Linked DNA regions of Mus musculus: regions 2, 3, 4, 5 and 6 are each linked to region 1. Evidence: chromatin loops called from intact Hi-C (ENCODE). Cell type or tissue: left cerebral cortex. All regions are shown on one strand.

What was found. A loop is a pair of places that touch in the nucleus more often than their neighbours do. Peaks named below come from ENCODE experiments on the same cell type or tissue, not always from the same donor. Only the 100,000 strongest peaks of a DNase experiment are listed, where the experiment ranks them.
Region 2: it touches region 1 in a loop (2.3-fold over the local background); 2 of 42 quality-filtered maps call a loop at or near these places.
Region 3: it touches region 1 in a loop (2.1-fold over the local background); 2 of 42 quality-filtered maps call a loop at or near these places.
Region 4: it touches region 1 in a loop (3-fold over the local background); 17 of 42 quality-filtered maps call a loop at or near these places.
Region 5: a loop joins it to region 1, with 3 times the contacts of the local background. A loop is called at or near these places in 5 of 42 quality-filtered maps.
Region 6: it touches region 1 in a loop (5-fold over the local background); 18 of 42 quality-filtered maps call a loop at or near these places.

The regions. Positions count from the first base shown.
Region 1 is chr3:40,742,432-40,746,431 of GRCm38, reverse strand. It overlaps Hspa4l (heat shock protein 4 like), which reads right to left and starts at 819. Exons shown (of 19, transcript NM_011020.3): 1 at 648-819. The coding sequence starts at 754. In left cerebral cortex, no CTCF peak of the experiment used is centred here; DNase peaks (open chromatin) are centred at 89, 1,000, 1,291 and 1,537; H3K4me3 peaks cover 2,123 bases; H3K27ac peaks cover 2,128 bases.
Region 2 is chr3:40,691,356-40,695,355 of GRCm38, reverse strand. It overlaps Intu (inturned planar cell polarity protein), which reads right to left. Exons shown (of 16, transcript NM_175515.5): 11 at 3,420-3,641; 12 at 2,387-2,857; 13 at 1,098-1,195. Among named protein-coding and RNA genes, the nearest start is that of Slc25a31, 16 kb to the left of the region's middle. In left cerebral cortex, no CTCF peak of the experiment used is centred here; DNase peaks (open chromatin) are centred at 695, 1,233 and 1,632.
Region 3 is chr3:40,675,845-40,679,844 of GRCm38, reverse strand. Intu (inturned planar cell polarity protein) reads right to left here. Exons shown (of 16, transcript NM_175515.5): 6 at 873-962; 7 at 236-313. Among named protein-coding and RNA genes, the nearest start is that of Slc25a31, 31 kb to the left of the region's middle. In left cerebral cortex, no CTCF peak of the experiment used is centred here; no DNase peak of the experiment used is centred here.
Region 4 is chr3:40,523,945-40,527,944 of GRCm38, reverse strand. No RefSeq gene overlaps it. Among named protein-coding and RNA genes, the nearest start is that of 1700017G19Rik, 3.0 kb to the right of the region's middle. In left cerebral cortex, a CTCF peak has its summit at 2,395 (motif pointing right); a DNase peak (open chromatin) is centred at 2,409.
Region 5 is chr3:41,080,738-41,084,737 of GRCm38, reverse strand. Pgrmc2 (progesterone receptor membrane component 2) reads left to right here and starts at 1,692. Exons shown (of 3, transcript NM_027558.1): 1 at 1,692-2,143. The coding sequence starts at 1,744. In left cerebral cortex, a CTCF peak has its summit at 1,678 (motif pointing left); DNase peaks (open chromatin) are centred at 841, 1,489, 2,420 and 2,701; H3K4me3 peaks cover 2,896 bases; H3K27ac peaks cover 1,789 bases.
Region 6 is chr3:40,529,690-40,533,689 of GRCm38, reverse strand. It overlaps a transcript of Intu not described here. Among named protein-coding and RNA genes, the nearest start is that of 1700017G19Rik, 8.8 kb to the right of the region's middle. In left cerebral cortex, a CTCF peak has its summit at 2,106; a DNase peak (open chromatin) is centred at 2,097; H3K4me3 peaks cover 1,279 bases; H3K27ac peaks cover 339 bases.

The sequences.
Region 1 (4,000 bases):
CTCTGACTCACCAACAATTCACTCTGTAGACACGCACTTTGGGTAGTAGCTTCTAACAACGGCAATTTCCACTAACTGAAAGATACTGCCAATGTACAGCTAAGATTCCCATTGTCCGAGTCTCATAGTGAATGCACCGTTAACCTAATCCCTCCGGAAACTGGTCAGATCATCTCAAATTCTCAAGGACACCACCTCATCTCTCCTTTCTATAAACACACAGACAGATAAATAAATAAATAAAGCCAATGACTTCTAGTGTTAGGAAAACTGCCCTTCGTTTTCTTAGGTGTGCAATAACCAGGGGTCACTTTTCTGAGAAAGCTGTCGCTCAGGAGATGGGGGAGGGAGGGCAGAATGCAGAGCTCTAGCCGACTTCCTAGTACAGGATAATCCCAGGTCACCCCTCTCTGGTTGCCTCAGACCTTTCTTCCCTGTCCAGGACGCCATGCCGAGGTGGCCCCCCCATGGCCTCCTGCAGCCCAACGCAGGGGCCCCAGGGTCAGGGATGTCTGCGGCAAGCAGAGATGAGGCGAGCCGAGCAGCCAGAGGGAAGCCCCTGCCCTCCTCGTCTGGCTGTAGACGCTGCACCTGTCACAGGGGGCGTCCCGGGCCCCACCCCAGGAAAGGGGGCGTGCGGCACTTACGGCGTGCACCTGTCGCTGTACTCGTTGGCGATGGTCTCGATGCCGCCGCTCCTCGCTACAGCGATGTAGCAGTTGAGGAAGCCGAGGTCAATGCCCACCACCGACATCCCGCTTAAGGCTCGGGCTGCGGAGACCGCGTCCCGCTGCGGGTCCCCACTGCGGGCGCTGCGACTCCTGCGAGAAGCAAAGGAGAGGACCCACTCTCTATCGGAAAATCTAGGGCAGGGCGTCGGAACTGCGGAGGTGGAGCCGCCCGCCTGAGCCGCGCCGCCTCCGCCCGGCCCGCCGCCTAGTCTCCACTGCGGTTCGCCGCCCCCAACCGGCAGTTACTGCGGTCTGCGCCTGCGCGCTCGGCCCCGGGAGGCGCGAGCCACCGGTCGGCTGAGGCTGGGCGGCCTCGCCCTCGGCCGCTCCCGTCAGCGCTCGGCAACGGCTCGCTGCGGAGTGGCAGGTTCGAGAAAGAGCTGGAAAGAGGGAGGGGAGGCCGCGGAGCCGCGGGGCAGGGCGGGGCGGGACGGGGCGGGGCAGCGGTCGGGCGACGCCTGGGGGGGGGGGGCGAAGCCGTCTCCCGGCAACGCCGGGGCAGCGGTGTCTCGCGGACGCTCTTCTAAGCGCCGCCCTCCTAGCAGCGCCTCCCTCCTCCGCGTTGCTCTCCGCAGCACCGCTCGCTCTGGCCGCCCGCATCCTCCCAGGGTCCCCGAGAGCCACAGCCTGGGATCTCACCGCCGGCCTCGCAGCCCCGAGGGGCCGCCCGCGTGCGGCTCGTGCTGAGGCTCCTCCTGCAGCCCCTCTGTGAGGTGGTGCCCATTGTGCGGTGCCAGGGTCGCCCGCTTCTCAGAGCTACCCTGCTGCGCCCGGTCCCAACCTGTCACCTTCCTCCATGAAAAAGTGGTTTTCTAGGCCCTGGCCTGCTTGCCCAGGGAGCTTCAGAGAAGAAGCCTGCCTTGTGAGGAGGCGTGCTGCCTGTGTGCACTTGAACAAGTTTTAGCTCATGCTTACGAAGTCTGGCGGTCCTGGTCCTTTCCATGCACATCCCAGTGTGAATTTGGCTCTTTTTTATCCAGCCCCTGTGTCCCACGTTCCTTAGGGTCCAGTTCTTCATGTATCTGTGGGCTCTTCTTATCTAGTTCTTCATGTACATTCTGACCCTTCTCGTCCAGTTCCTGTGTCTGGTGACCCTTCTCATCCAATTCCTTGTGTAATCCCTCTTCCAGCTCGTCCAAGTTTTTGTGTGCTTCCTGTTTCACCTTGGAATTTGACACGGAATTTTTATCCGCATATTCAGTACTCTCATAGTCCGTATTTGTGCTCCTTCTTAAGTTACTCAATCGCTTCACTATTAACACTGCTGTTAGGGCGGCAGCAGCAAGTGTGGCAATAGCCCCCGCTGTTGCTATAATGAATACAAAATACATTTTAGGAACTATACCAAGTCAACTGGGACGCCACTATTGTTCCAACTCTAGTGTCTCTAAAGAATCTTTTTTGACTTCAGAGTCTGCAGGGGGCATGCTCTGACCCACTCAGCACTTTCTTAGGAGACCACCTACCTTGGCTTCCCAGCAGGCTGTGCGCACACAGAGCAGGGATTGGATGCTTCTGGCCCCTCAGAACTCTGGGTCTCAGTGGCTTCCACTACTAAGTTGCCCCATTTAGCCATTATCCTAAGGGATAATGATCTGCCGCTGGCTAGATTTATTCCTGGATATCTTGAAGCTCTCCTAGGACCACGAATTTCATTTTATTTGTGTATGATGTTTTTGGAATCTCACGTGTAAAAATTTTTTTTCCTATTAAACCCTTAAAATATTAAGTAAAAAGAAGGCATTGATGCCAGGAACAAAGAGTTCTGATTCTTTACAGCTAACAGGAGGAAATGAGTACTTAGTAGTTAAAACAGGACAAGCACTTGGAAGTTACATGGATTCATGTAGTAACCCCAGGCATACATAACCTTTACTGCCTCTAGGACCTTTGGCAATTACTTTCCAAGCCGTGGGCTCAGTGTCTCTTAAGATAATATTACTCCCTGGACTGTTTTCAGGCTAAATGTAAACACAGCATTTATGCATGACATCAACATGTCAATATAACTATGCTTAGCTGCTATTGGAATATAAGGATAATGGTAATTTATATTGATCCTGTAGCTAGGAAACTTGCTGCACTCTATTGTAGATTCTGGTTCTTTTAGCTTATTGGACCCTCTCGGTTTCAAAACATATAGCCTGTGAAGGACCTCCTTCATTTTGTCCTTTTATTATTGCTTTCTCTAATGATAAGTACGATCACCAATAAAATGTAGACTATAAGGAATAGTAGTGAGCATACTTGTCTCTAACAGAAAATTTTGTGTTTATAAGAAATTTAAACCTAAATATTGCTAGTTCGCTAAGTTTTTCTTTTCTTGATGCTGAAATTTAGCAAATGCTAATCATTGAATGAGACCCCTATTCTCAACCTATTACTCAGTGAAAAATATTAACAAACTCTTTAACACCCTCCTATTCCTCCGACAAATCACCCATAGTCACACTTGTGATAATTATGTAGAACATTTGCATCTATATTCACTGACCAGTTTGCTTCCTTTACTCTTAATCAAGACCAGCTTTTTTAGGTTTTTTTTTTTTTTAATTGATGACCAAGACAAGTTACAGTAGAGTTTATTTGGAACTTACAATTTCAGAGTATTCGTGCTCATGACCATTATGGTGGGAAGCATGGCAGCAGGCAGGCAGGCACGGCACTGGAGCAGTAGCTGAGAGCATATGTCTTGATCCATAAAAGGAAGGCACAGAAAGCTAAATGGAAATGGTTTGGGCTTTTGAAATCTCAGAGCCCATCACCAGTGACATACCTTCTCCAAAAGGCCCATAATCCTTTTCAAATAGTTCCAACAACTGGAGACCAAGTCTTCAAATATATGAGCCTATGGTGTCATTCTCATTTAAACCATCTGACATGAGTTTTGTAGAATTAGAACGAGATTCCTGTTTTCTCTGACAAAGATTTATGACCACTGGTTACATTATTTTAGTGGGTAGTTTATTCATGTCTTGTACTATTTTTCAATCAAGTCATATTTTTATCAAAAATTACTATTTTATCAACTTCAAATTTGTTGACAGACATTGGTTTATTTAAGTCAGTGCTCTTCTTTTATAGTTTTTGTCTTTCTCCAGTCTTAATATTCCTTGTGTCTTTTTCTTGGTTCTTATCATTACTATTTAAAAGAACCAGCTTTTGGTTTACTTGCCTTCGTTGTTATGTCTTAGTTTTTTGTTCAATCTGCTCTTTACTGTTTCTGTTTGTTTTTCCCCCCTCAACTGGGGATTGAACCCAAGACCTCA
Region 2 (4,000 bases), 51 kb after region 1:
CATCAACATTAAACACCAGCCAAGAAGATTCTGGCTGATTAGGTAGCTAACCACAAAATAAACATGGAAGAAGATTTAGCTCAGTAAAGTGCCTTACAAACATGAGGACCAGAGTTCAAATCCCAGCACCCACGCAACAAAGTGGGCACGGTGGTGCACCTTTGCAACTCCAACTGTGGAGAGACAGAGGCAGGTGGAGCCCTGGCGCTCACTAGGAAGCCTACCTACCACGCTTAGTTAGCACCAGGCAGTGAGAGACCTTGTCTCAAAAGACAAGCTAGGCAGATCCTGAGGAATGACAATCAAGGTTAGCCTTTAGCTTCACATATCAGCATACACAAGTACACCTGCGTGTTCGCGCACACGCACACAAACTGATTATATAACACTTTATAAGTGTTATATAATGTATACATTCCTTCTTTGTTTAGGTCTTTTTTTTTTTTCCTTTAACCTCAGAATTCCTTTTTCAGTGTAAGCTGGAGTTGGATCTGTTTGCTCAGGACCAGATTTTAGGACCTGTATTCTGAGAGTGAGACACCCAGGGAGAAGAAGTCAGTGCAATGTGTTCTATGGAACCACAGAAGAGCAGTGAGTGAGGAAAGCAGGATAAGCAGAGAGCAGCTGAGCTGGGCTGCACTTGCCACAGAGCTCTTGCATGCACCAGCTGGAAGCAGGAAGTAGGGATGGTCTCGCCCAGTTGTCTTGAGTTTGGGCAAACGGCCAGGCCTTTGTTCTCTAGAAGTGAGCATTCTCAACTGTAAGGCATTAGCAGATATCACTTCCAGGAACAGGATTAAGGATAAGATAACCAGGCATCTACTAGAGTGTGAAATTAGTCTTGAAACTAATTTAAAAAGTAGACATCCAAAAATTATGTTATCTGTGGGAAAGAGGTAAAGAGTGACTCTCACATTTTAAAATACTCCTTTTGGTGTTTTCACTACACATTTCCTTAAATGTGTAGTGAAAGATTACAGAAACACTGTAGATATGACCTCATATCTGTGCTATATCATAATTACACGCGTTGAATCATCTCTGTACTTTCTCAAAGACAAGGCGTTTAAGTGAAAGGCATGCTAGAAGTTCCTTACTTCATTATGTCATAGACTTCCAACTCTTTTTCTGAAAGTTCTTTTTTCGAAGTTCCCAAATGAAACGGATTTGGAAGTGTTGACTTCTTTCTAGCAAGCTGGAAGATAAGTACGTCAGTTTATATCTAAGAATAGGATCACACAGCAGAAATGTTTCAAAAATTTAAAGCCTAAGAGCACTGCTTTTGTGCCGCTCCCTTTAAATATTTTCAGTGCAAATCTGCATCTCTTATTCTTTGCTAAGGAGGTTTCCAAGGTTAACCACAGTGAAACTCCCCACCAGTTCCATCATTGAACACACACACACACACACACACACACACACACACACACACACACGTACTTGTCTCTCTTGTGCTGTCTGAACTCCTCAAGGTCACATGGTCCGAGTCTTATTCAGGGCAGCTGATTAGAGTTTGGCTATACATAAATTACTTAAATCCTCCTGATCTCTGTCTCCTACTGACTTTACCAAGTGAGATAACAGGCTACAACTAGAATGCAAACATACGTGGAACAAACACATTCGGTTCTGGCTCCAACAGCATCCCACTGTTTTCGTACGGGAGAGGGGAGAGCTAGGCTTGTGCACGTCACAGCACTCAGAAGCATTGCAGCCCATTCAGACTCAGCCTTTTTTCTGCCTTGTCTAGCATCACCTCCATCCTCCTGACGGCAAGTTTCAAAACTGTGTGGAGAGACATCCGCAGCCTGGGAGTAAGTGCAACGCTCCCAAGGCTGGCGATGACTTTGACAAATGTGGAGGTATCTTATAGTGTGTGTGTGTGTGGGGGGGGAGGTCAAGGGAAGTCACAACCGCAAAGATAGACACTCTCTGCTTCACATTCACATCTTTAATGTTTGTGGTGTTCATAAATGCAGATTAAGAATCTTATTACAAATAGGCATCTCCTCTTCCCCATTCTGATCTGTTTCTGTTAAATGTCTTACTGACTACTGACACCGTCAGTCAGTTAGTCAGACTGACACCGAGACTGCCCCACAGCTAGGGCCCTCTGTCACCCTTATCAATGCAGAAGAAAGGCCAATGTATGTCAATGTATGTGGCTGAAGCTTCTCTACCTGGAAGCATTGTCAAAAAAATGTCCTAGATGCCACAGGGCTTATTATGTCTTGGCACTCGATATTTCTTTCTCTTTTCAATTCTAAGTCTTTGTTTTTTCATTAATGGAAAGCACCCATCATTTCAAATAAGGAATGTTCTCCCAATTAAAAAAAAAATCTCTGAGTTATTTCTCACAATGCAGACATGTCAAATGAACACATACCTTAAGCAAGGCCACATTGTCGTCCGAGCCTTCGGATTCTCTTTGCTTCCGTACTGCATCTGGGGTAGCATGTGGGCTCAGACCAGCACTTTCTTCCCCTTCAGTGGGTTCACGTCCTCCACCGATCCTGGAGGGACTGGGCTTCCGTGCCTTGAAGGAATAGTCACTGAAAAAGGTTCTCCTGCATGTTGGAGAGGCTGCTGTTTTGGAAGGCCCCTGCAGCCGACTGAGGATAGGTGAAGTAGTCAAACTATCTGCCTTTTCACGTGGAGCAGCAAGGAACCAGTCAGCACAAGACAAGCAGGGCCCCGGGGATGTGGCTAGCTGTTCCTCTATGCGGGAGTCTACTCCTTCCAGCTGATGAAGGGTCGCTCTGACCTGATCTACATAGATACAATCGGGACCAGGGTTCCCAGTAGCTTTAGATGCACAGCCTCCAGCTTCTAACAGCACGCACAACAAATAATGTCGCTGTAAAGGAAGATTGGTACATGTTCAGTTGAAACTATTTAATACTGTCTGCATGTATATGCTTGTAAATACTAAAGACATGGGTATTTGCAAATACTCGTGAGTTCTGAAAATCTCTCAATCATTTCTCTTAGTCCAGAGAAGTCCTAAGACAACTTTCAAATAGCCTCCGTTATCACCGCCCTCACTCAGACAGGTCTTATGTTCAGCCTAGGCTGCCTTCAAACTCAAACTCGCAACCCTCTTGCCTCAACCGTCCAAGTGCTAGGATCACAGGGATCATTAGCATGCCCGGCTCGGCTCTGTATTGTTTCATGAAAGGATAAAACCACTTTAGGAAGGGAACAAAACATCTTCAGATATCTGCTAAAAGCCTACACTGGATTTTACTAATATTGCTTCATGAGTATTAAATAGATACAGAAGGAAGATAATAGAGAAGCATTTGGCATTTTCTTGACTATAAGTAATTAACATATTCATAAGTGAGCATGTTTGTGTTCTTCAGCAAGTAGGTTTAAAAAATATAAAATGAAATTCAAGAAAGAAGTGCATAGCTCACCAATCCGACAACTAGTAAGAAATATCTCCCTTCAGGTTCCTGGAAGGCCTCGGGGTCTGAGTCTGAAGGGGGCTGGAGGTGGTGTCTTGGGAACACCTCTCTCCATATTATCAGCTGGCCAATCCTTTGCTTTGCTGCTAAAGGCAGCAGGCAGTGCTGGCGACAGTATGCAGCGATCTCAATAACATCATCCTTAGGCAGATGGCTGCACACCATGTAACCCTGGGATTTAATCACAGAGAGCCAAAGTCAGCTTGGGACAATCACCTCATATTTCTAAACGTCGCATAAACACCTCAATATAAGCTTAACATAATGCAGTTTTCAACCAGCTAAGCTAAGACTCATCAGAAGTCCAAGCTATTGATCTGAGTCAAGCTATTGATCTACAGATCAAGTTTGACAGCTGAAGGGCCTTAGCAGACAGATTACTGCACAAAGCGAGATCACCTCAAGGAGGATTGATTATCTTGAATGTTTGGTTAGACCAGGACTAGAAAGAGAAGCGGGGTCAAGGTCAGCAGAGACATTCTTTTCCGTGTGCCTCCTGGATCATCCGACTCTGTTAAATATGTTGTATA
Region 3 (4,000 bases), 67 kb after region 1:
CACCCCAGGCTACAGAGCAAGGCTCAGGCCAGTCTGAGCCACACAGAAAGATCCTGTTTCAAAAATTAATTTGTAGTTGAATTAAATAAAAATTTAAAAAGAAAGAAAACCTGAGGAAACTGTCACAGGCAAGGAGTAAACCAAAATGCCTGCTTCTCAAGCAACAAGCACTGCCTGACACAGAGGAAGACACAGGAGACACCGAACATGACATAGATTCCAGAGAAACACTCACCTGTCTAAAGAACCATACATGAACTTTAGGGTTTGGGCCACATCTTCTATCATGTTCCTTAACTGAGGAAGAGGAACTCTTAAAAAAACAAAACAAAACAAAAAACAAAAAAAGAGTTAACTCATTTGTGAAATGACACCAAACTGCAAAGAAGCAAGATGTCTTTCTGCATATATATTTGTAGGGTTTAGTCAGCTGCGGGCAGGGCTGTAAAGGGTGCTTACCCCACTAGTAAGGTCACCCAGAGGTAGGCAGCCACTTTGGCATTGCAGAGTCACTGTTTTACCAAAGATATCGAACATCTGGGAAAAGTACCCTGTGCCGAGCCTTGACCCCCATATTCTCCAGCGTGAATAAAATGGCAGCTCACTAAATTCAAAGCAAATTCTTGTGAAGTCTGAGTGGAAGAATACACCCCAACCCCTGTGTTGTCAATACTGACAGCCCCACAGATACGGGTAATAACACAGCCCCAGGGCAGTGCCTTGGGATCATGAACCCATCACAAGAAGTTTGCTTTTTGACAAAAGGCCATGATTGTAATGAGGCAAACCTTGTTTCCATTATTTTACTTTTTTTGTTGTTGCCATAGTTTCAGAAATGTTGTTTAAAGGGAAACAAAAAGATCCCAACTCACTCTTCAGCAGGCAGGCCAATTAACAGCAACTTGTCAGACTCTTTCAAGTAAGCAACATGAATTTGTTTCCCATTTAGATGGAGGGATGAGCTAAGAAAAAACACAAATTCAAATTCAAGATGCGGTTAGAATATCTTTAACTGTTACGGAGTTATAAAAATATCCTTAAAAGGTTACACATGATATAATTTAAGAACTGAATTGCTTAATAAGCAAATTTCTTGCCACATACCTAACTGCCACACAGAAAAGGCAGGGGTTTGTAACACCAAGAATACATTTGGGATTATCTCCAAACCTCCAAAACACACAAAGGGAGAATCATTACATGTCTACAATCCTGGCTTTCAGGAGGTTTCGGCTGAAGGATTGCTATGAGTTTGAAGTGACATAGTTTGAGTGACATAGTGAGTCCCAGGCCAGCAGGGCTACAGAGTGAGACCCTGTCTGAAACTTGGGTATGTGTGAAATGTTTTGTTGACACGAAGTGGCGACACACAGTTTATACTCAGACCCTTTGGGATTGCCCATGTATGGGCACAATCACTAAGGAGATTACACAGAGACCAGAACAGTGATTGCACCTGGAGGATGACAGCCCAGTATGAGATACGGGTTAGAAGCAGTGATGGAACTTGAGTCCTGTGCACATAGGTGCTCACAGAAACTGGACAGAGCACCTGTACACTATGTGATGACTACCGAGGGAGCTGCCAGAAGCTGATGGTATGCACAGTTCATGCATGGGCAATGTATTCTTAATTATTCTTCACACAGCTACAAACACTTAGATAACTTCTCAAAAGAAATACAATAACCAACTCTGGAACCATAGAGAACACATGTGTGTGCTACCTGAAATATGAACCATTGAAAAGATTTTTTTTTCAAACAGACCATTGTTTTATGTTAAAGTGTAAAGGTGCATACACTTTTAGGCAAACATTAGCCTCTTTTATATCACACTAATCTTATTACAATTTTCTAAAAAAGAATGTGCAACAAGAAACATGTATTGTTAAAGAACCCTGAAGAGAATATTTCACATTTATTGTTTCCTCAAAAAGGCTTTGCCTACCCATCCTTATTGCTTGCACAGGTTACCTCGTGCCTTATCATTACTGACAAGATCTAACTATTAATGGAAATAGCACCCATCCTACACAGCAGAGAAAGAGTAAGAACAAATATTCATGAAAACCCTTCCATTTTGTTTAAGAGCATTACTCTAGAGCCGGAGAGATGGCTGGCTAGGTAAGAGCACTTGTGGCTCCCAGCACTCATGCTAGGTTTCCATGGGTGCTTGTAACTCCAGCTTCAGGGAATCTGATACTTCTGGTTTCTGTAGGTACCTACACTCATATTTGCAGAGGCACGTGCATGCGTGCACACATACACACACACACACACACACACACACACACACACACACTCATGCACACACAATTTAAAAAGCATTTTTAAGAAACAAATGAGCACTCATTTTATGATTCCAGGCATTTCAAATGTCTACTGTAGACATCTCTCCCAAACAAGGCTAGCAAGCCAGCGGGTACTGGGGCTTGGGCTGTGATGTCCAGGGTGACAAGGGGCACGGGGTTTCTCTTTAAAGTGATAAAAATGTTCTGACATTGGCCATAGCCAATATCTCTGAATATACTTGAAACTATTACACTTAAAAACAAAACAAAAACAAACAAACAAAAAACAGACTTACTTGTTTTTATTTTATGTGTTTGATTGTTTTACCTCTGTGTTTGTCTGAGTGTCCATGTGCTCACCTGGTGCCCCCAGAGGCCAAAAGAGGGCACTGGATCTCTTGGAACTGGAGTGACAGATGATAGGAACCAAACCCAGATCATCTGCAACAGCAGCCGGTGTTCCTAACCTCTGAGCCATCTCTCCAGCTCTTACTTATAAACTGTAAGCCAGGGTATGATTTACGAAGTGAAGCTGAACAAAGCTGTTAAACAATAAAAAGAGAGGCTGGGGCCTACTTAGCTCAGTGGTACTCAGCCTGTGATTGGCAGATGTGAGTACCTTTTGGATCCTTGCAGTGAATGAAGAAAAACCAGACAGAAGTTTGATAAGCTGCTTCTATAACTATTCATTCACACATGAACTGAAGTTTCAAGAACCATTGTCTGTCCATATATAGAAAGTCAAGAACCACTGTCTGTCCATATATAGAAAGTAAAAAACCATTGTCTGTCCATATATAGAAAGTCAAGAACCATTGTCCATATATAGAAAGTCAGGGATTTCCCTTGCCTATTTGTGTTCATTATACTGCTTGACCTTATTACTTGCATGTAATTAAAATGGTATAAAAGCAGATTGGGAAAAAATAAACCTGCCTCAGCCTCAGAACTGGCTGGGGTCATGCTAAAAAAAAAAAAAAAAGAAAGAAAGAAAGAAAAGAAAAAGAAAAGAGAAGAAAAGAAAGTCAGAGATTTATGTCTCACTTTTACTTAGGAAAACAAGTAAATTCTTCCCATTATTTTACATAACCCACATCATCTAAAACTTTTAAGTGTAATTTTTACCAGGAGATGGGAGAACTAAATGTAAAAATCTGGAAAATCCAACTTTATATTTTATCAGTAATGTGGAAGCCCTTAAAACTTGAAATAAACTTTTTTCATGAATTTTAGATTACTTGAAATACTAAAAGTAGAAAAATTATAATATTTGATTTTATGAAAGACTAAACTCCAAAGCTCTGGGCTCTTCATCCCGAGACTTAACAGTGACAACCAAGTCAGACCTCACACTCCGTGTGGTGTTGCTATTCCTTACTGGCTGAGAAGTTTTCCCCCTCCTCTGCCCCTCTCCCTCCCGTGCCCTTCTCCCTCCCCTGCCCCTCTCCCTTCCCTGCCTCTCTCTTTCCTCCCTCCACCCCACTCTCCTTTCCTCTCTTTCCCCTAGTGCTGGACAGGGACCCAAGGCCACTTGCTGTGTGCTGACTACAGTTCCACCACTGCAGGACAATCCAACTTCTGACTTTTGTTTTTTCATCACTAAATAAAATTCACATGACACTGAATTCTGAATTCTAACGCACAGTCTGTATTTCTCTATGATTACCGTAAAGTCAGAGTATTTGCTAACCATGTGAAAAATTCAGC
Region 4 (4,000 bases), 220 kb after region 1:
GAGAAAATGGACACAGGGTGTTTCCAGGGGTGTAGATGGCGAGCTGCCCACGGAGCAGACCCCCCCCCCCCCACGAGTTGGGTCTGCTTGGCAGCTGCAGCCCAGACATGGGCTTCTCTACCTCGAGCTCGCCTGAGTTTCTTGCTTTTGTATATTTCTGGCTCTTTTCTTTTTTCTAAGCCATAAAACTTGGGACTCTCACTCCCAAACACACACAACTTCCTACAAAGTTCCAAAGGACTCCCACGTAGAATAGATTCATCAAATCAACCTATCTCCCAAGGTTACAATCAGCACATTTACTATTAAAAAACAAAGGCATTCGGACCCTTTGAGAAGCTGCTGAGATGGAGATTTCCACGCGTGAAGTTTATTGGGGGATGCAGGGGGTGGAGGAGGGGAATGAAGGAGTCACATGGGCAGGAGGAACACTTCAACTGCAATAGAGTCTCAGCAAATCTTCAGCCAATTCCGTGTCCTTAGCATGGGGTGGTGTCGCGGAGTTGTCCTGTACTAAAGCAAGTGGGAGAGATCCTCGCATCCAGTAAAGACATTTGCTTACGTTATTCTTTCCAGTGAAGGCGGTTACTAGGGACTCAGCAGAGGACCTACGCTGTCAGTGTCCTCAGCAGGATGAGGAATGGATGGGTTCTGAGAGAAAGGGCAAAGGAGTGGGAGGGGGTTAAAGACAGGCTCCACAGCATCTAAGGAACAAACGGAAGCTCAGTAGCCCGTATGTGGTGGTGCACACCAGCCTGTCATCCCCTCACTCAAGATGAGGCAGGCAGGTCATTCGAGGGCAGGCTGGGGTAGAGAGAGACAATTTGTCTTAAACAACAGAAGGGGATATAGAGGAAAGACGGAAGGAGGGGAGAAGTAAGAGGGGGTGGTGAAGGAGGGGGCCAGGCTTGCTCGCCTGACATGGGCTTCTTTATTAGAGGGTTATCAATAGACATTACTGCAACATCTGGATGTTGTACCGTGGGGTCCAAAGCTGGACCAAAGCAACAAGGACAGATGGAGTCTGGGTGCTTTACGACTTCCAAGACCCTTCTCCAGCCTCGCTGGTTGTCTCTGGAGTCCAAGCCACCGCTGGCTCACCCACGCAGCCTTACTGCAGTGGCCATCTGTGCTTTCTGTGCCTTAGAGAGAACATGCAGCCCAGGACAGTGAATGGCCAGCAGCTCAGTGGGCCAGTACTTGCCTAACTCATGCCGAGCTCTGGGTTCTATCCATAGCACTGTCAAAGAAAATCAAAGTCCTAATCACTGGCTTCTCTCTATGTTGTGCCCTTCTGCTGCAAGGACAACACATACCTAGCAAGTCTAGATCTTAATTGTCTAAGTAGCCAGGGCAATGTATTCACGTAACTAAGAAGTGAAGAAATGAGAGGAGATATACACTGACATAAGGCAGTGGCTGCACGGGACGCAGGTGTCTTCATGGTTACATTAAAATCATGCCATAAAATTTAAAAACTGTGCCACTTCCAAAGCCAAAGCCAAAGCCAAAGCCAAAACCAAAGCCAAAGCCAAAACCAAAACCAAAACCAAAACCAAAACCAAAACCAAAACCAAAACCAAAACCAAAACCAAAACCAAAACCAAAACCAAAACCCCACAGTATTTCAACTGATGAAAACCAAACCCTTTCTTCACAGGGTAAAACAAATCAACTGAATGATGTAAATATTAGCAAGAAACACCAGCCTGGAAGTAAATGGCTATGGACTGTTCACATGATCTAACACGTGGATTAATGCTAACCTCCAGAGACAAGGTTCCTGGACAGCCGTTTCTGGGTATCGGGAAGCCATTCTTTCAAAGGTGTTTTCTCTCTGAGTTGTATGTGTTGTTTAATTTTAAGGAAGTTATGATTGTTCAAGTCCATACTACACTTAAAAGTGCAGGCTATAATAACTTGAAAAGACCCTTCAGGTCGAAATACAAGGTGATGTCACGATGCTTTGAAGCAAGTAGGAGTCTTCCCAGTGTGCCATCGACTGTGCAGCGCAGGTCTCCTGGACCTACAGAGCACAGGGGTCTTGAACCACCCAAGCATAGAGCAAAAGTTGGACTCGCTACTTTTGAAATCTCCTGACTAGAAAGGTATTGGGGAAATTAGTGATTGGCTTTTTCAGAAACCGAAATATTGAAATCTCACTTTCTTTTAATATAGTAATTCATTTAAGGGTATGAGGGTAATAGGGTATTACACCTAGAGGAGAAAGTCTCAAAATTTTTAAAATGAGCTAGTGTGAAAAACTCATTGGCACTGAATATGGATCCTGTATCCCAATATTATTATTGTTTTAATTATATATATATATATATATATGGGCATTTTGCCTACATATCGGTTCACCATGTGCATGCAGTACCTGAAGCGACCAGAAGAGGGCATCCGGTCCCTGGAACTGGAGTTCCAGATGCTTGTGAGCCATCATCATGTGTCTTAAACGCTGAGCCATCTCCCCACCCATAATGGATAACAAAAATCAAATGAATCTTGTCAAATCTGTTTATCTTGCTTGGATATTCCTGATTTTTCAACATGTTGTTCCTTTGGATAGTGAGCACTCATAAGTTAGCTATTGCATCTGTTTAACTCACAGCATGGAGTTTTTCCATGGTTCTTGGAGGAAACGAAGACTTCTTAGTTTTGTTGGAAGACCTTCGGCAACTCGGTTCTCACAAACTCCTCTGATCTTTTATGATCACTGTCTTGATTATTTTTTGGCAATTTCATACTACCTAGCGTTACCTTGGAAGAGGAACCTCAACTGAGAAATAACTTCCATCAGATTGGCCTGTATGCATGTCTGTAGGGTATTTTCTTGGTTACAGATGGATGTGGGAGGGCCCACCGGGAGGACCCATCCCACTGTGGGTGACGTCATCCCTGGGTAATGAGCCTGGGTAGTAAGAGAAGGCAGGCTGAGCCAACCTAGGAAAGCAAGCTAGTAAGCGGTGTGTCTGTGGTTTCTACTTCAGCTCTTGCCTCCAGGTTCCTGTCCCGAGTTCGACTTACCTGGATGACAGACTGAAACCTGCAAGCCAAATAAACCCTTTCCAAGTTGCTCCTGTTCGTAGTGTTCCTCACAGAGCAGAGAGCAGACTACGTTATTCACCTTTCCCCTAGCTAGGCTGAAAACACAACGTTTAGAATTTGACATCCTCTCTCACCTGCCATTCTCTGTAAAAGCAAACTCCTCCTTAAAACCTTGTTTTAAAATTTTAATTTAATTTTAATTTTGTTCCACACTCCCCTTCTGTGGCGTCTCGGGTCAGGTGGAGTGTAGCTTCATGGCAGGGTCTTTTCTATCTCCTAGACTGCATCAGCTGTTAGATTCTCTTGCTGAGGCTCCCGAGACCCTTCCTTCCCTAGTTCATCCCGTCAGTACTCTGTCTCAGCGACAAGAAACAGATGAGGACACGCATGCATCATCTCACACTGTGTCCCGTGGTCTGTGCAATCATTAAATACCAGCTGAAAGTAAAAACTGGATTTCTAACTCCATCCTTAGCAGGTCTCTCACTGGTGTCACTGATTTTATTCTTATATTTAGGCATTTTTATTACAATATTCTTTTAAAGATCTTTCCCTGGGATCATAATGAAAGCGCCGTAAAGCACAGCACAAACCATCCTCCTCCTAACACATTCCTTCTCCTGGTCCAGGCCATGGGCTGCAGTGTGTGTTTTGTGTGCTGCCTTCTTTGGGGAGTGGGCACAGAAAGGTTGTTAAGAATACTGTTTTTGGGCTGGGGAGACAATGCAATTGAAAAAGTGCCTCCCTTAAAAAGCTTGAAGATCTGAAACCCACCACTTTTCATGCCAACCTAAAAATTTAATTTAAAAAGCAATTTATCTTTGACTTTATTTTAGTGATTTAATTGTTTATTTTGTCTTGGTGGCTTTTTTAAAAAATAGCATTGCAATTTGATCAGTCTGTGATAACTGGGAGAAAAATCAGGTTTACAAGTAGTTTGTAAATACGA
Region 5 (4,000 bases), 340 kb before region 1:
CGTTCTTTCCCAAAACCAGTTTCCATCACTGACATCTCCATTTTCTGTTAGCAAGTCCCACAGGAACTGTGACTTCTAACCCTTCTGGTGACTACTGAGGTTGGCCTGTGCCAATCTGGCTTTACTCCCGTTCTTGCAGTGTAAAGATTATATGGTCACTTACTAATTCTCAATTAAAGACAACAGCTCTGACTCAAAAAAAAAAAAATTCTCAGACTGGGATTGGCAAAATATAGCTTACAGGCTGTTTCTATACCTACTCAGGGGCTGAACCGACTTTAACGTTAAGTGATTTAAAAGTCATAATGATGGGCAAGGGAATGTGCTTGCTGGTATGCAAGTTCATGGCCATCTTCATCTACATATCAAGTGCAAAGCCAATCTGGAACACACTGAACCGTCTCAAAAACAAAAAGACGGTATTTCATGACAAATTCAAATTTCGGTGTCTCTAAGTACATTTTTAATAGAAACACTATCATGCTCATTCTCTATTATTTATGTAACAGTTGGGACAGAGAGACCTTATGGCCCACAGCACCTAAATATATAATCCATTACAGAAAAAAATTTCAGCACCTTCCCCCCCCCCCCCCCCAAAAAAAAGCCACGATGAGTCTTATGTACAATGGCTGGTTTCCCATCCTTTCGAGTGTTAAAACCTCTCTAGGGAAGTTATGATCACCAGTACCGTTAGTGGGTAGGGCTCTCCTGTCCATTGACACTAAAGACAGTTACCTAAAAACTAATAGCAGCCAGAAAAGCCCATCCCTACTTTTCTATACTGTTCACGCCAAAGCCTGAGTCAGCTCCTTTCTGAGTCAGCTCCTTTATGCCGGGTAGCTCACCCCTAGGCTGCCACCATTCGTCTATACCTGTCCCCCACCCCCGGTTGTTCAAAGTTATAAGGAACTGGCCATTCCCTGGATGCATCTTCCTTCCTCACAAGCAGAGTGACAGAAGCCTGTCAAACTAGCTGAGGGCGCGAGATGGGTGGAATTCACACTGGAAAGCACTCTCGCAGGCCCCGAGCAAGGCTATGGAGCTAGAGCCACAGGCTGCTTTATCCGCGCACGCCCACCGCCGGGGAGCAAAGCGCAGAAGAGCTTGCGTCCGACTCCTGTTAGGAGCACTGCCCAAAAGCAGCGTGGGCCGGGACCCGAGTGTCCGGCGCTGCTAGGGCTAGTGCCCGAAGCCCAGCTTCACACGCGGCCCCGCAGCTCACGCTCTATTGCGGCCTCCGCCGTGCGTCGTCACAGACGCGAACCAGCCGTCTCAGAGAGAAGCCGCTTCTGGGCGCACGCGCGCGCAGCAGGGAGGGGTTGCTAAAAAGAGCCCAGCGCGTGGCGTCCCAGGGCCCGCGCACGCGCCCTGACGGCGCTCCGCCCATACGCGCGAGTACGCACGCGCACAGCCGGCTCGGCCCACCCCCCCCCCGCCCCACGCACACTCTATTTTTCTTCAGCCCCGCCCTTCCCTTACACTCCCCAGGCTGAAAGCGTTGGGGCTGTGAGAGCAGGGAAGTGTGGGGCGAGGTGGGCGGGGCGTTGCCCGCGCGCGCTGCCAGCCAGAGCCCGAGCTGCGAGAGCGAAGCCAGACAACGTTACCCAGCCAACAGCCAATAAGCAGCCGGCGCTGCCACGCCCCAGCCCCTCACGTGATTGGCTGAGCGCCGCCTGGTGGGCAGGGCCGCGGGCTTGGGGAGGGCAGGGGGCGGGAGGAGGAAGGCGCTGGCGGGCAGTGATGGCGGCGGGTGATGGGGACGTAAAGCTAAGCACCCTGGGGAGCGGCGGGGAGAGTGGCGGCGACGGGAGCCCGGGTGGCGCCGGAGCGACGGCGGCGAGGAGCAGTTGGGTGGCGGCGCTGCTGGCGACGGGCGGGGAGATGCTGCTGAACGTGGCGCTGGTGGCGCTGGTGCTGCTGGGGGCCTACCGGCTGTGGGTGCGCTGGGGGCGGCGTGGTCTGTGCTCGGGACCCGGGGCGGGCGAGGAGAGCCCGGCCGCCACGCTGCCGCGCATGAAGAAGCGGGACTTCAGCCTGGAGCAGCTGCGCCAGTACGACGGGGCGCGCACGCCGCGCATCCTGCTCGCGGTCAATGGGAAAGTCTTCGACGTGACCAAAGGCAGCAAGTTCTACGGCCCCGGTGAGGAGTGAGGGGTGTCGGGGTGGGGATCCGGGACACCCTATCCCCGCCGCGGCCCCGCTCCTGGACCGCAGCCCCGCGCACGCCCCCAGCTGCGGGCGTCGTGGGGGGCTCAGTGGCGCCCCACAGACCTGCGCTCGGCGTTCCTTGCCTTTCCCAATCCGTATCTCCTCGCAGCTTTTCCTGGGGCTGAAATTCTCAAAATTGTTAAGAGTTGTCTCTAGTCACGTTGGCGTTCAACCTTTCCTCGGAGCGTTTTGATTTCTGGGCTTTGTCGGGGCAAGAGGGCTAAAGTGGCGATCCAAAGTTTTTGGCCCAGTGTTAAGACAGCTTTCTTCTTATTCTGGGTTGTCTGTTTGACACTTGCCTACTTTTTCCCTTCTCCGGACTTGTCTGCCGAGAGTCAGGGCTAGGGACACGTAGTTTCAAGTCCCAAGCCCTGGAGCTCGGTTTCACAACCACCCCGGACTCGTTTTCATTCTTTTTCTAAAAAGTCGGTTTGGGCTCCAAGATGCTTTCCAAGATTAACAACTGTATGTAAAATGAGGACGGACCAGAACGTAAACCTTAATAAGTAAGACTGGCAAAGATATTGGCCCTGAGTGTAGGGGGTGGAGCTCATCTGCCCAGGAGGCAGGCGTGTCTCTTGTCTCCGACTCTCTCAGTCTCTCCCTCCTTCCCTCCTCTCCTTCTTTCTCTGCTAATAGTAAAATAAGTATTCAAATACCCGTTGAAAATAAATTATTGTATTTTCCCTTAGCAGAATGAGACGCCTTGGGGGGGTGAGGGGGGGCACGAACCTAGAAGCGTCGAACTTCTCGCCCCCTGCCCTGCATGTGCTGAAGGTTTTACAACTTTACTTTCAGAAAATTACGTGGAAGGTAGTTGCCGTTAGAGGCCCTTTTGCAGTGTAGTGGTAATCTATATTGCAGATTGTGCAAATAAACTTCAGACCCCGGGTATCTGTTGGTAGCCCATAAAATTGAACAACATTGTGCGGCCTGGTTATGCAGTGCTTAATATTAAACTTTAAAGACAGAAGGGGAGGGGGAGGAGAAGAGAGAGCGTGAGTTGTAAGAATGAAGCTAGAGACCAAAGTGACCCCTTATTGGAAGGTATGCATCCAACTTTTAAGCTAGGTTTCCTTTTAATTTCCTTATTGCCCCTGATTGATTTATTGACACTGAAGACGCTTCTAATTTCTATGCTCAGTTGGATGCTATTTTAGGAGTGTTTTGGTTTGTTGATTGGATTAGAGCTAAGAAACACAAATAAGCATTTGATGTTGGATCTGTTAATCTCTTTGTGTGTGTGTGTGTGTGTGTGTGTGTGTGTGTGTGTGTGTATTTCCTTCTGGATATATAAACACAAAAATCATGTCTCCTTACTTACATCAGCTCCCATGGTTAGTACTTTTTTATTTTTTTAATTTAAGAGCATGTGGAACAAGAGAATAGGACCCAAGTACCTTGTTTACATGGACCAAGTCAAATAAACTTTTAAAAGTGAAGAATTTGCACAGATTTTGTACCAAGTTACACACTTCCCTCATTGGATTGAAGTGTGTTCAGTGGTTAAAGATTGTCTAGAGTATTTGTAAAAAGACCCATTATCAGTCCTTATACATCCGGAAAGAGTCAGTTTGGCAGTCTCCATGGCAACCGCAGCAGAGGTTGAAAACTAAGAGGTGTGCTGTAGAGTGGGTCCCTGGGCTTGAGCACTGATAATAGTGAAGAACCATCCTGGAGGCCTTGGAGTGAGGCAAGCAGGCCTCTGTAAGGTCTCTGCCTTTTGGGGCTGCATAGTGAGACCCGTCTGAAAACAAGAAGAACAGAGAACCACCTCCTTGTTCTTTTA
Region 6 (4,000 bases), 210 kb after region 1:
CCTTGTCTCCTCTCTGCTAAGACCCCTTTCTCTTCCTTTAAGTAGAGTTACCCACTCTCCTACTTTCAAGTTTTTGGATGTGTTTGCAGCCCACTGGGTTGCCTGCACATGCAAGAGATGTTTCTAAAAGGAAAACATAAAAAAAAAAAATGATGCCAAAACAACTTTAAAACACAGATTATGCACTGACGTAGTTCATGAGAATTCGGATAGATGGATAAATATGATCTAAAGGTTTTTGTATTATATCCTTACTAAACTTTATATATGCAAGCAAAGGATATTTAAAAGGATGAATATGTTGGAAAATATACCTTCGCCAAGGGGGAGAGAAACTGACACGTGGCAAGTTTTTAAACAGTGTTTTGGAAACACAAAATGACAATAAAATACAGAATAATAGGACACACACAATGCAATGCAAAGCTGAAAATGATTTTCATACTCTGTTAAGATGAAATCACTGTTAGCCACGGTACTGACAAACTGAGCTTCAGAGTCCATGCCCCGGCAAAGGGGAGCTGTTATTTGTAATTCAGATGGAGTGGCTTTTCAGTCTAATGTTGAGCAGGTGCATTCCAGAAATACTTATTCTGAAATGAGCACCTCAGTGTGAGGATTAGAGTATAAACTCTCCCTTCCCCGTCACTCAGGCAGGCTTGTGCTCTCCATTTGAAGTCCAGTGGTGTTAATAAGTTTGGATTTTTTTTCCTACTAGACATTTCAAACAAGAAAAATATGAAGAAATTCTGTTGCAGTGGAGTCAGGTGCTTAAAACAGATTTCCTTCCCAGGCTGGCCAGCCTCACAGCGTGAGCGTGAATGCTGCCTTACAGAGACTACTACCCGGGGTCGCTCCTGAACTGTATGCAATGTTATCAAACGCAAGGAGGAATCATCCTTGGGAATTTACCTCCTGGTTTGACAATATTTCATTCTACATGGCAACAGCTGTTTTGTGGGGTGGAGAGTGGGGTCCAGAGAACTTCAAGTTTCTCAAGTGGAAGAAATCCAACTTTAAAACCCCTTGCATGAAGCGGCCTCCTCCCTCACGCTTCCTACAGCTCATATGGTTTTGTACAAAGACTTAAAAGGGTCACTTGAAACGTTTACAGATGACAGAACTCACGTAAACCTTCTCTCCCTTACCACAAACGTGTTCACCAGAAGCTCATTTACGTCTGAGTCCCCCTCCCATCATGTCTCATTAAGGCCAGGCCTTACGAGTTAACATCATTCACTGTTATGCTTGCATTCAGTCCATTCACTCTGCAAGTCAAATTTGTTCTCTTGGATTCCTTTCTCATCAACAAACCCATCGCCTGCGATAGGCGTGGGTTTTAATCTTTGTTCGTCAATTTTGCATAAATGATAGGGTTGGATAAGCTAATGGAAAGTTGGGGTTCTCTTCCTTAGGAGAACTCCTTTGCTGTGCGGTTAATGTTCCGCGGTGCTAAGAGGGTGGGGCGAAATTCGATTTATTAAAAAAGAAATTCTTTCTAATCCCTCTCACAAAGTCCAGGCAAAGCTCCCAGTTTCCTCCCCAAATCCCTGCAGAAAGTGCAGAGCAGCGTGACAGAGACAGCTTAGGTTCTTATAGTCCAGAGCATTGGCACTGGTCTAGAGTCTCTGCGAGTCCCCAGAACCCACTCTGGGATAGGAGCCCTGCACCTAGCCGAACCCCGCCGCTGCGCCCAGCCTGGTTGCATCCCCGGAGCCACACTGACCTGTGTAGCAGGACGCGCTGCACCGAGTCCAGGTCCTCCAGGTTGCGGGGCGCAGGCTTGGGGATGCTGGTCCTTCCGCCCCCCTGAAACATTCCTGTAGGGAGCCGCCTCGAGGGCGAGCCTCGGGTCGGCGGTGGGTGTCAGCGGGTCCCCAGCTCGGCTGAGGTTCTGATGGAGGACACAAATGTCCGAGTGTCACCGTGGGTCCGTATGCCCTGGGATCGCCCGCGGGAGCGATCGCTCAGTCCTGGCAGGTGGACGCTCTGGGAGCGCAGCCCAGGTCCCCAAGGGCCAGGGTGACCCGCGGCTCCTCTCTGTGCTGGACGTCCCCGAGACCGCTCTGGGAACCACGCTCCAGGGGCACTCTCTCGCCGCCTAGTGCGCGCTCCGCGCCTCACCCAGAGTTTGCCGACCTTAGGCGGCCCCAGCTTTGGACACCGGTGTCCAGGCGCCGCCCCAGGGAAGGACACTGTCACCTGAGGCCACCAAGGAGCCTGAAGAGGAGGAGGTGCTTGCGGGACAGATGCGCCTGCCCTGGGGCTGTGTTGCGGACTGAGTTGAGAAGAGAAGCCAGATGCCCCTGTGGGTGGGAATTTAAGCACTTTAACCATTTGCGTGCCGTTCTGGTGGCGCTCTCCTTTCTTTCCCCTGACTCAGAGGCTGAGGCAGAGGATAGTTAACAGTTGGAGGCCGGCCTGCTTTATGTAGGGAGTGCCAGGCCAGTCAGGGCTACATAACAAGGCACTGTCCCAAAACAAACAAGCAAAAATCAAAACAAGTAATCATGTACATTACATGGGTACGGTGTGAAAAGTGACTTCAAGCCTGATTGACACGAGCCTTTTATCCTCCGTGGGTGATAGGGTTGAAATATACTTGACCTCAGTTGTCCCTTGGTTCCAAAGCAGCATGTACCCTTGCACCCTGTGGTCAGGAGACAGAGAAGGGAAAGAGGAAGAAAAAACGGAAGCTTAGCTCAATGTACGGGGGGGGGGGGGGGGGGGGATGACCCACAAGTGACTTCAAGTTCTGTCCCGAACCGGAGTCAGCATCAGACAGAATGATTGTGAGAAGTAGGAAGGTGTTTTCAAATGTGGCATATCACTGATGTCAGAGATACAGACTAATAATTGATCATAGGTTAATTTTAATCCCAAGTAGATGGGGCTTGACCTGCGTTGTAGCCAAGTCATCCCACGTAAGTCTTTTCTCCTGCAGAGAGGTTTTATCACAATGTATCTAAACCTTTGCTCACCTCTCCTTCCTGCAGTGTTTCCTTGGCTGTTCTACATACTCTTTCGTCTGGTGGTCTTCTTCAACTGAGTTTCCCGGAAGCTGAAGTGTTTGTCTTTTGATTCAGAAACTGATCCAAGGAAACAAAGAATGAGATGCTTATCAAAGTATAATTTTTATAGCAAAAGTGTGAAGGGTAAGTATTAATAATTAATAAACAGTATAACAAATATTAAAAATAAAAAATAAATAAGCATAATTGATCATTGTTTGATGGCAATAAAATAATGATTCAAGTTTACGTACATAGGCAAGATGCAGACTTTCATATATTCAGCTAGGTGTCTCGTTGCTATGACAAAAATACCTGACAAGGGCAATTTAAAAAGGAAGGATTTGTTCTGGGTCATAGTTGGAGGCGCGATGCTTTTTGAGGAGCAAGGCAGGGCAGATTGAGCAGGAGGCAGCTGCTCATGTCACATCTGTAGGAGCGGTGAGCCATGGACCTTGATGCTCAACTCACACTCTCCTTTTCATTAGCCTTGGTATCCCAGATTATGACATGGAGCTGCCCCCAATCAGGACGGGCCTCCCCTTCTCAGTTAAACCTTCCAGGAAACACTCCTTAGACACACCCATAGTCGTGTTTCCACAGCTATTCGAAATGGAGTCAAGTTGTCCGTGCAGATTATACACCACGCAGTCTTTTAGTAGCTGTGGAAGCAAAGGTCTTCTGGCACTATCATAGTTGATTGTGTGTCCCTAAGGGTATGTGGAGTTCTTAACTCCTCCCACCCAAATGGGTCCTAATTTGGAAATAGTCTTTGACTTGTAACAAAGATGAGATTATATTGAATTGGGGTTGTTCCTTAATTTGTTGGGGGAGCCTTTACAAGAAGAGAGAAAAGGGGCTGGGGAGATGGTTCATTAGTTAGGGTTCTCGCTGTTCTTGTAGAGGGACTGGGTATGGCTCCCAGCACCCAGTAACAGCCACCGGTAACTCCAGTTGTAGGCGATCTGATGCCCTCCTCTGCCCTCTGC